2 separate regions of the Homo sapiens genome follow, and region 2 is linked to region 1. The links are chromatin contacts, found by Hi-C in ENCODE. All regions are on one chromosome and are shown on one strand. Each heading gives the region's core, a stretch centred on a gene start or an enhancer-like site at or near the end of the contact. The rest is flanking DNA. Distances are from core to core; before and after follow the strand shown. Region 1 holds the start of TTLL11 (tubulin tyrosine ligase like 11). Region 2 holds the start of PSMB7 (proteasome 20S subunit beta 7).

The links. Hi-C counts contacts between places; a loop is a spot of excess contacts on that map. Pooled maps may share reads with other maps.
Region 2: a map of CD4-positive, alpha-beta T cell shows a loop between it and region 1 (10-fold over the local background). The contact joins the promoter of PSMB7 here to the promoter of TTLL11 in region 1. A Hi-C loop is called at or near these places in 3 of 168 maps with a recorded cell type or tissue (CD4-positive, alpha-beta T cell and CD8-positive, alpha-beta T cell) and 6 of 50 pooled maps.

Annotation. Positions count from the first base shown.
Region 1 is chr9:122,089,478-122,095,143 of GRCh38, forward strand. It overlaps TTLL11 (tubulin tyrosine ligase like 11), which reads right to left and starts at 3,831. Exons shown (of 9, transcript NM_001139442.2): 1 at 3,210-3,831. The coding sequence starts at 3,671. It overlaps LOC124902263 (a long non-coding RNA gene), which reads left to right and starts at 4,655. Exons shown (of 2, transcript XR_007061757.1): 1 at 4,655-4,695. It overlaps LOC124902262 (a long non-coding RNA gene), which reads left to right. Exons shown (of 3, transcript XR_007061755.1): 3 at 1,560-1,802. RefSeq lists enhancers at 3,359-4,072, 3,822-4,011 and a silencer at 3,422-3,471.
Region 2 is chr9:124,413,125-124,418,154 of GRCh38, forward strand. It overlaps PSMB7 (proteasome 20S subunit beta 7), which reads right to left and starts at 2,318. Exons shown (of 8, transcript NM_002799.4): 1 at 2,240-2,318; 2 at 1,718-1,811; 3 at 784-881. The coding sequence starts at 2,301. RefSeq lists an enhancer at 2,225-2,274.

The DNA.
Region 1 (5,666 bases), core at 2,581-5,080:
TCAACTTTGTAGGAGGTACTAAGAATACTATAATCATAGTTTAAAGCAGGAAGGAACTTTAAAGTTTAGCTACTCTGGCACTTTTCAACCTCCACACTAGGGTGTCAAGATGTGATGTAAGCTCTCTTGCAAATATTCCATAATTCATTTGATGAATATTTATTGAGCACCTAGAATATGCTGTGCATTAGGGACATAAGTCAGATACCACCCCTGCCCTCAGGACTTCATGCAGTAATGAGGAAGGGTGACAGTAATAATCACAAGCCTAATAGTAGAGTCTTATTGTTGCAAGTGAATTGTTTTTTTAATTTTCAATATTTTTTTTAGAGACAGGGTCTTGCTCTGTCACCCAGGCTGGTGTGCAGTGGCACAATCATAGCTCACTGCATCCTTGAACTCCTGGACTCAAGTGATCCTCCCACCTCAGCCTCCCAAGTAGGTGGAATTACAGGCATGAGCCACCACATTCAGTGAATTATGTTTTAAAATATACTAGAATAAACATCTCCACCTATATGCCAATGTGTTCTCTGAGTGGGAAAAAAAGGGCAGGGTTGGAGGTGGAAGAAGCAGTTACAGGTAGTGCCTTGGAAAAAGCCTACCCACTGGGGGTGACCAGTGCAACAGTCTCATGTAGATCAACATTACCATTATGCGGCTACCGAAGTAGAGAGTAGATCAACATTACCATTATGCGGCTACCGAAGTAGAAAGACTGGAAACTGCTGAATTAGCTCTGTCCACCCCTACTTTACAGATAAGCAAACTGAGGCCTCAAGGGTTTAACTGACTTGCCCTGATAAATGGAAGAACATCAAAATTCTGTTAATGGCTCACATAGCCTTCCTCCCCAAAACAGGTCCAAATCCCATCGCATGGCACATGATCTGATCCCTGCTCATTTCTGAAGCCCCATCTCTTACCACTCCACCTCCCACGCTATGATCCGGCCATACTCAAAGTCCTGAAAGGGCCTCTGCTTTGCCCACACCACTCCTGCAACCAGGGATCCAAAGTCCATGACCCTAAATAACTCCAGTTCATTTTCAGCACTCACAACTCAGCTCGGGTTTATTTCCTCCAGGAAGTCCTTCCTGGGTGCCCCTCCTCTACCTCCCGCAGCATTTCTCCTTTCACACAGAAACACTCATCACATAATGTATTCATTCATTCAACGAATATTTATTGAGCAACTTCTGTGTGCCAAGTACCTGCGGGTACAGCAATAAACAAAACAAAGCCCCTGCCCTCATGGAGCTTACATTCTAGTGAGGGAAACGACAATAAACAAGCAATACATAATATAATGCCTGGCGAAGTTTAGTACTATGGAAAAAAAATAAATACCAAGGGCTGGAGATTGATGGGGAAGGTATCATCTAAAGAAGTGACAAGAGTAAGCCATGCAAATAAATGAAAAGGGAGAATTTCAGGATGCAGCAGCAATGTAATGACCTGTAATGACCGCAATTATTCCTTTACTTGTGTTTTATTCCCTATTGAACCATGAAGTCCTTGGGGGCAAGGGTCACATCTTAAGTATGTTTGGTTCCCAGGGCCCAGCAAAGAACTTGGCACCTCCAAAGTGGACATTTACGGAATGAGTGAACGAACCTGGGCTGGGATGTATTAGTCCATCTGGCCCCATCTCTCCGAGCAAACGAGATCTGGCCTGCTTTATGTCTCTCTCTCCCACAGGGATAAGCTAAGTGGAGGCCCCACTTGGGCCAATCTGCCTAGCCTGACTCCATAGCCTGGTTTTATTTGCTGGATTCTCCCTTCATTAAGACCACGGCACTGACAAGTTGTCCAGTTGTACCTTTTCTAGCCCTCATATCTCTGGCCTGGACCTGGGGCCCTGCCTAGAAACCCAGATACTTTAGAACTGAGAGCCTGCCTTTGTTTTCCCCAAGTTTCCCCAGCATGAAAGTTCCCCTCTGAATCCCAAGCCCCAAGGCTGGGGGCCCAGACACTTGGAGTCAAACTTCCCCAACGGCTACACCCTATCCACCTGGAAGTCGGTTCTGCCTGATCCTTGACTTCCCTCCAAACCAAATGCACTTTTTCCTATTGGGACATCAACCCTCTGACCACATCAGTCCTTTCTGTGGCCATCTCTCTGTATGTTCCAACTTAATGAAACCATTACCGAGCATCTACCATAGCCAAGGCACAGGGCTAAGAACCTGAGTCCTCTGTTACCCGCAGCAGATCCCTGTTACCACTGGCTGTGTCCACACTCAGCTATCCTTAATCAAACTCCTGACACTCCTGAAAGCACATTAAATACCTTATATGCTGCAAATAAAGTCAAATGGCTTTATCCACGTAGCCAATTGCAACAGACACCTCTAGAGTCACTGGTGCTACATTCCATCCCCTGCCAGTCTAAAATGGGCTCAGGGATGATAACTCATGTATTCATTCACCCTTTCATTCACTGCTTACTGACACATGCCGTAAGCCAAGCCTGGAATATAAAATACAGTGCCTGATTTTATACCACTGATCATGAGGACAGTGGTGGTGCTGGTGGTGGTGATGGTGATGATGGTGGAAGAAGAGAGAAAGGAGAAGGTGGTAACGTAAGTTACCATTTATTGCAGACTTGTGCTATAAAACACTAAGTAGTGAGTCTTCTAATGCTAACAAGATGATGAGATAAGTATAATTGGCCTCACTTTACAGAGAAGGTAATAGGCTGAAGAGGTGAAGCAACTTACTCAAGGTCACACAGCTAAGTAGCAAAGTGTAGTGAGACCCTAGGCCTGTCTGCCTCCAAAATAAAAAGTGTTCCTCTGCCCAAGAGTCACACAGCAAGTGCTAAACAAATATAACTTCAATGAAGAAGTGAGAGAGCGGGTCCGGGGCCCCAGGGGCTTACAAGCTGGTGGAGGAGACAGACGTACACATATCTACAAGCAGAGGCAAATGCTGATGGCTGAGACATAAAAAGAGCTGCAGGGAGGCAGAGGAGTGAGTGGCTAACTTGACCTGGAGGGGTCTGGGGGGCCCTCTTGGAGGAAGTGATTTTGGGGGGTAGGCCTTGAAGGATGAGCACTTTGCGGCTGACAAGCAGGCCCGAGCGTGGTGCACCGCAGGAGCTCAGCCCTCGCCCGCCGACCTGACCTGGGCCGTGCCGAGACCTCTGAGGTCGTCCTGTCCACCCCACTGTGCCCACGCGGCCGGGTCGGGCCGGGCCTCACCTCCTTCCACTTGAGCTGGCGGATGCTGATCTTCAGGGCATCCAGGGAGGTCCTGGCCTTGGAGCTGTCCACGGTGACCGGCCGCTGGGAGCCGTTCTCGCCGGAACCGTGGCCCGAGCTCCGCTTGCAGCTTCGGCCCTTGTCCCGGGGCTTCCCGTGCGGGCAGAGGCCCTGCACCGGCTTCGGCTTGGACGGGGGCAGCGTGGGCGGCGGCCGCTGAAGGACCTGGGTGTTCCCCTCCTCAGCCGCACTGGGCTGCGCCGGGGCCGGGGCCAGGACCTTGGGCTGCTCCTCCCCTGCCTTGCACTCCGGTTCCCCGGCCGCGCCCGCGTCCACGCGGACCTGTTCCGCCACCGTCTCCGCTGTGGCCTCGGCCTCAGCTTTGGCCGCCGCTTTGGCCGCAGCCACCGCCTCCGCCTCCCACCGGGCCGCCAGCTCGCTCTCGGAGCTGCCCCGCCGCATGGTGCTCAGGGCCGGGGCCAGTGCCAGTGCCACCGCCGCCGCCGCCGCCGCTCCGCCGCCCCAGTCCGCCACCAAACTGCCGCCGCTGCAGCCGCTGCCACGCGTTCCCCGCCCGAGCCCGTTGCCATGATCGCTCAGGCTCGGGTTGACAGCGGCAGTCACCGCATCGAGACGGGGTCCGGGAAGGGACAATCGCCGGCCGAGCCCCAGCGACCTCATAGGCGAGGCTGCCCACGTGACCCTGCCTGTCACAGAGGCAGCGGCGGCCATGTTGGAAGAGGGCAAAGAGCCGCCAGGACCCGCCCACCCCGCGGATGCGCTGGATCTCGAGGGCGCAGAACTCGGAGTGGCGAGGAGAAGCGGGAGGGCAGATTGAGCGCGCGTGGGGCTCGTGAGCCTGGGGACTGGGAGTAAAAACAACTACCTCAAGCAGGAGGCTCAGTCCCCGCCAACACTCGCTGGGATAACTCTCGATAGGACGGAGGAGGAGCCCCCCAGTGGGACCCTCCTCAGTGCAATGGATGGGACCCTCCTCAGTGCAATGGATGGGACCCTCCTCAGTGCGATGGATGTGAGCAGCCCAGGCCCTAGGGGAGCAGAGAGTGTTCCGCTGAAGAAACCCTCTGCTGGTCCTTTGAGCGCCCCCAGATAAGAGGGGAGGCACTTTTCCCTGTTCTCAGGGAGCTCCCGATGGGATGGGGAAGTCATGGGCATGGGTAAGCCCCCTATAGATTCCCACTCGAGTTGAGGATATTAACGATTTTTTCTTTTTCTTTTCTTTTTTTCTTTTTTTTTTTTTTTTTTAGACAGGGTCTCTCTCTGTCGCCCAGGCTGGAGTGCAGTGGCGCGATCCCGGCTCACTGCAGCAGCCTCAACTTCCAGAGCTCAAGGGATCCTCCCACCCCAACCTCCCGAGTAGCTGAGACTACACGAATGTACCACCACTCCCGGCTAAGTTTTGTGTTTCTCGTAGAAACGTGGTTTCGCCATGTTGCCGAGGCTGTTCTCAAACTCCTGACCTCAGGTAATCTGCCAGCCTCGGCCTCCCAAAGTACTAGGATTACAAGCAGAACCACCGCGTCTCTTGTTTTCTTTTTTGTTTTTGTTTTTGTTTTGTTGTTGTTGTTGATGTTGTTACAGAGTTTCGCTCTTGTCGCCCAGGCTGGGATGCAATGGTGTGATCTCGGCTCATTGCAGCCTCCGCCTCCCGGCTTCAAGCAATTCTCCTGCCTCAGCCTTGTGAGTAGCTGGGATTGCAGGAGCCGGCCACCATGCCCGGCTAATTTTTTGTATTTTTAGTATAGACGGGGTTTCACCATCTTGGCCAGGCTGGTCTCTAACTCCCGACCTCAGATGATCCACCCGCCTCAGCCTCCCAAAGTGCTGAGATTACAAGCGTGAGCCACCACGTCCAGCCTGACTGCTTTTACTTATATCACTTTTTTTGTTGTGGTAAAATATAACAAAATTTGCCATTTTAACCATTTTTAGTGTACAATTCAGTGGCATTCTGTATACTCACATTGTTGTGCAACCAGCACCACTATGGGTCTCCGGAACTCTTTTATCTTACCAAACTGAAACTTTGTGTCTATGAAACAATAAGTCGGGATTCCCTTCTCTCCTAGTCCCTGGGAACCACCATTTCTACTTTCTGACTATGAATTTGACTATTCCTGGTTCCTCATGTCAGTGGAATCATACAGTATTTGTCTGGCTTATTTCACGTAGCATAATGTCCTCAAGGTTTCTCCATGTTGTAGCATGAGTCCAAATTTCACTCATTTTTAAGACTGAAAAATATTTCGTCGTGTGCATACACCACCTCGTTTTTATCCATTCATCTGTCAATGGACTTAGGTTGTTTCCACCTTTTGGCTATTGTGAAGAATGTCGGTTAACATTGGTATACAAATACCTGTTTGAGCCCCTGCTTTCCATTTTTGGGAGTTGCCATCATTTTAAAGCCAAACCAAGGAGAAAGCTCTCCCCTCC
Region 2 (5,030 bases), core at 1,068-3,567, 2.3 Mb after region 1:
GGGCAACATAGTGTGACCGCATCTCTCCCAAAAAAAAAAAAAAAAAAAAAAGAACGAAAAAAATGTTTAAAAAAAGGAAAAGGTTATATATGAGCTGGAATAAAAACACTCTACAAGCAGAGAAGGCAGAGTTTCTAAATAGAATCTCACATAAGCAACGGTAGAATAGCTTGGAGATGAGGGAAATAGGGACAGTTCAGACGTAACTGGAGCACAGGGTGATGGCAACTGAAAAAGACGCTTGAAGGGTAGGCTTTCTATGAGACTGTGCAAGGCCACAGAATTTTGATTTTTATCCTAAAAGCCATGTGGAAATGTGACAAGTCTCTTGAAAAGCTTTTTAAGAAAGGGATGCCATCAGATCTATGTTTTACAAAATCCAGTATGGCAGAAGAGTGAACAATAGGATGCCTAAGAGAGGCCAATTAAATGGTAACTGCAATAGTCCAGCTAAGAAAAAAGAACCTCTATGGTTCAAGTTAATGTTTGAAAAAAAGAAAAAGAAAAAAGAACCCAAACTAGAGCCTTAGCAAAGGAAAGGATAGGAGGGAATGGATTCAAGAGGCACAGAGAGGGCAAAACTGGCCACCAATTCAATTGGAGACTGAAGCAAAGAGAGGACTTGAAGTTACTGGCTTAGGTAACAGGTGGCTGGAAATGCCATTTAAGGGAGACAGAAAATACAGGTTGAAAAACAGGTTTTAGTAAGGAGCACAGGAAGGTCAATTTTTAGCCCTGACATGTTTGAAAATATAAGAGTTATTCAAACGAATCAATACTTACTAAATATTAGGAGATATGAAGTGTATTTTTGAACAGTTCTTGTCAGCAACAACCATCCCTTCAGTTGCTCTTGTATCTGCTCCAAGAACTATGCCATCCTATTAAAAAAAAAAGTTTTTAAACAATTTTACAAATATAAGCCAACCGCAACTCTCTATTCTACTTTAGGGAATACTATGTTGGCCATACCACATGCTCCCCTAATCTCAAAACGCCAGCCAAAACTCATAGCAAAAATATTGTGCTACACTTTCAGGATTTAAGAAAAGGTTTCTTAGTAAATGCTACTAATTGAATCCTGAGTAGGTAAGAATTATTCCCATTTTCAAGTGAGGCTCAGGTGTCGGGTAAATTCCTTGTAAATCAGAGCTAATCTGGAAAAAACCTGGATTAAGACTCAGGAATCTTTCCATTAAATTAGCCATCACTATCAATTTCCTTTTAAAACATGTTGCTTTTCTTTAAAACATGTTGCACAGGTAATCATTATCCCTTTTGACGTTTCCAACAATTTAAGGCAGGAGTTATCTCCATTTGATGCATCTGAAGGTGTCCCTGTGAGAAGGAAAGTGAGCTGCCAGAAGTTGGAATCAGCACTATAGAGTTCAAAGGTGAGACAGACCTGTCTGACCCCAAATCTCGTGATCTCCCATCACATACTTCAGCTTCCTAAACTAGTAATTAAGAAGCTAACTGACCTGTTTAAAAAAAAAAAAAAGAAAGAAAGAAAAAACCTCAGCAAAGTGAGGAAAGAACATAAACTGTTAAGAAGCACACAAAACCTGACAAAAGCAGTCGCTCCTGAAAGACGGTCTCCTGATGTATTCTATAGCATTTGCCTTTCCAGACCGAGCCGGGAGAGACACCGGAAGCCAAGTGTTCTGATTCCTGTTGCCGGTTCAGTCACTGCTGCTCTTAGCCTAACCCGGCTTACCTTATAGACCACCCCAGCGATGGTCGTGCCAGTTTTCCGGACCTTTGGAAGCTTGTATCCCCTCTTTGCAAAATCGGCTTCCAAGACGGCATTCCTAAGAGCAAATGAGAGAATCAAGTGTTGAAGGGCAGGACCACATCGCACAGCACTGGCATGAAAAGTGCCTAACAGAGAACTCAGGAAAGCTGCTACTTGTTTTCACGCCCATCTGTTTAATGAATCCTCCCACCATCAGCACTGTTCTCCCGTTTTCCAACGAAGACAGTCTTACAAAGGGGCCGTGACGTGCCTTAGGAGACGGAGATAAACGGTGGCCGAGTGCGCTGGGAAGGTGGGAGAGCAGACCCGGCTTCAGGAGAAACCCACGCCCAGGCCCTGATTCCCCTGAGTCACACTAGCCGCGGGCCACAGGCCCCGCCATGAATTCTTCCCTCAGAATTCTCGTATCACACCTTGGCCCAGCTCCCACCCGAGCACCGCACTCTTCTCCCTCCCTGAACCAAGCCCCAAGCAAGGCGGCACCTGCGGCAGTTATCAAAAGAGAAGCCTCCAACTGGTGGAGCATACACCGACACAGCCGCCATCTTCCCAAGAAAGCAGTTCCGGGTCGGAGGCGGGTGCAAACAAAAAGAGCCGAGCACTTCCGGCGTCGCTGGCAACGGGGGCTGAAGGGGCGGGGCAAACGCCGCACTAGAACGATTGATCTTAGAGATTCTGGTTCCTAGAGAGGCCAGAGATGTTTGAAGTATATCGCCCCAAGTGGCACGGAGGAGAAAGTGACACCCGGAACCGGGAAAGGACTTGTCCAAGGTGAACGCACCAGCGACCAGGTCTCCTGCCGCTCAGACTGGACTTGTTTCTACCGTTAATTTGGTTCTGCGGTGCTTCAGAGACAGACAGACCCAAGTCCCAGGCACAGCCCCACCACCCCCTTGCGTTAAGCAAGTCTCTTCAACTCTCTGAATCTGTTTCCTCCGCTATCAGATGGAGATTACAACCTAGCTCAAAAGGCTGCTGTAGAATGGCCATTAAGTCTGTGAAAAGAGGCTCAACATGATTAGTCATAGGGTGAATGCAAAGCACGACCACAGTGAGATCCCACTTCGCACCCGCTAGGATGGCCATAAACAAAAAGACAGAAAAGCGCAAGGGTTGCGAGAGTGTGGAGAAATTGGAACCCGAATACACGGCTGGTGAGAATGCAAAACGGTGCGGCTGCTCCGGAAAACAATTTGGCAGTTCCCCAAAAAGTATTATCCTCTTAGATACGCACCCGAGAGGGTTGAAGACATGTATTCACAAAAACTTCTACAAAGGTGAGGTAGAAGGCAGGCCTCCATTCAGAGATGGGGCTGAGATACCTGACCAAATTGAGGACTAGCTAAAACAGGGCCTGGACGGAAGCTGTCTTCCCTAAGACTCGCTCACCAGCCAGCCAAGTCAGTTTACCGTTGCCATGGCAACACTCGTGAGTTACCGCCCCTTTCCATGGCAGTGGCACCATAAACCAAAAGTTACTACCCCTTCCCTAGAAATGCCTGCATAAACCACCCCTTAATCTGCATGTAATTAAAAGTGTGTATAAATATGACAGCAAAACTGCCCTGACACTCTGCCTAAGAGGGTAACCCTGCTCTGCAGGAGCAGTCATGGAGCTGTAACGCCGCCACTTCAATAAAGCCGTTTTCTTCTGCCTCTAACTTGCCCTTGAATTCTTTCTTGGGCAAAGCCAAGAACCCTTGTGGGCTCAGCCGCACTTTGGGGCTTACCTGCCCTGCGTCAAAAGGGGTCTCATTGGCTGGGCGCGGTGTCTCACGCCTGTAATCCCAGCACTTTGGGAGGCCGAGGTGGGCGGATCATGAGGTCAGGAGATTGAGACCATCCTGGCTAACACGGTGAAACTCCGTCTTTACTAAAAATACAAAAACTTAGCCAGACGTGGTGGTGGGCACCTGTAGTCCCAGCTAGTCAGGAGGCCGAGGCAGGAGAATAGCTCGAACCAGGGAGGCAGAAGTTGCAGTGAGCTGAGATCACGCCACTGCACTCCAGCCTGGGCAACAGAGCAGAGACTCCGTCTCAAAAAAAAAAGCGAGGGGGGGGTCTCATTATTCACAATAGCCAAATAATGGAAACAAATGTCCATCCACTGATGAATGGATAAACAAAATATGGTAAATTCATTTAATGGAATATTATTAGACCATAAAGAAGTCTGAAGCACAGATACATGTTACAACAGGGATGGACCTTAAAAATATACTGAGGGAAAGAAGCCAGGCACAAAAGGCCACATAGTGTATCATTCCATGTATGTGAAGTGTTCTTAATAGGCAAATCCACAGACAGAAAGTAGATGTTTGGTTGCTAAGGGTTAGGGGAGGAGGAGAGAATGGATAGGACTGTTTAGTGGGCGCAGAGTTTTTGGAAAATGATGAAAATATTCTGGAATTACATAGTGGTATTGGTTGCACGATATTATGAATACACTAAAAACCACTGAGTTGCACACTTTAAAATGGTTAAAATGGTGACTTCTACGTTAGGTGAATTTTATTTTATTTTATTTTATTTTATTTATTTATTTATTTTTTTGAGACTCGGTCTCCCTCTATCACCCAGGCTGGAGTGCAGTGGCATGATCTCAGCTCACTGCAACCTCCACCTCCTGGGTTCAAGTGATTCTCATGCCTCAGCCTCCCAAGTAGCTGGGATTACAGGCATATGCCACCACGCCTGACTAATTTTTGTATTTTTAGTAGAGACAGGGTTTCACCATGTTGGCCAGGCTGGTCTCGAACTCCAGACCTCAAGTGATCTGCCCACCTCAGCCTCCCAAAGTGCTGGGATTACAGGCATGAGCCACAATGCCTTGCCAGTGAATTTCATTTTAATAAGGCTATTGTGAGTATTAAACATTGTACATGAAGACCATCTATCTTAGCATGTAGAAGCTTCTTATAAATAGTTATTATTAATAATACATTCATTTCATCCTGTCAACAAACCTAAGAGATAATTATGTAATTCAACTCATTTTACTGAGGGAATTGAAGGCTCCTTTTACAGCCTGAATGACTGTGGAATGAATTAATTTATTCACTCAACAAATATTTATTGAGCTCCCATTATGCGTCAGACATGGTTCTAGGTGCAAATGAATGAATGAAGCACCTAGAACCAGTGTCTATCACAACTGTGTGTTTAATAAACATTTGTCAAAGGTTGAATTCCCTTTCGTTACCTCTGAGTTTTCCGTTGAAATTAGGGAAATAAATTCATATTCTGCAGTTCTAGCCCCTAGTAACTCAGTAGC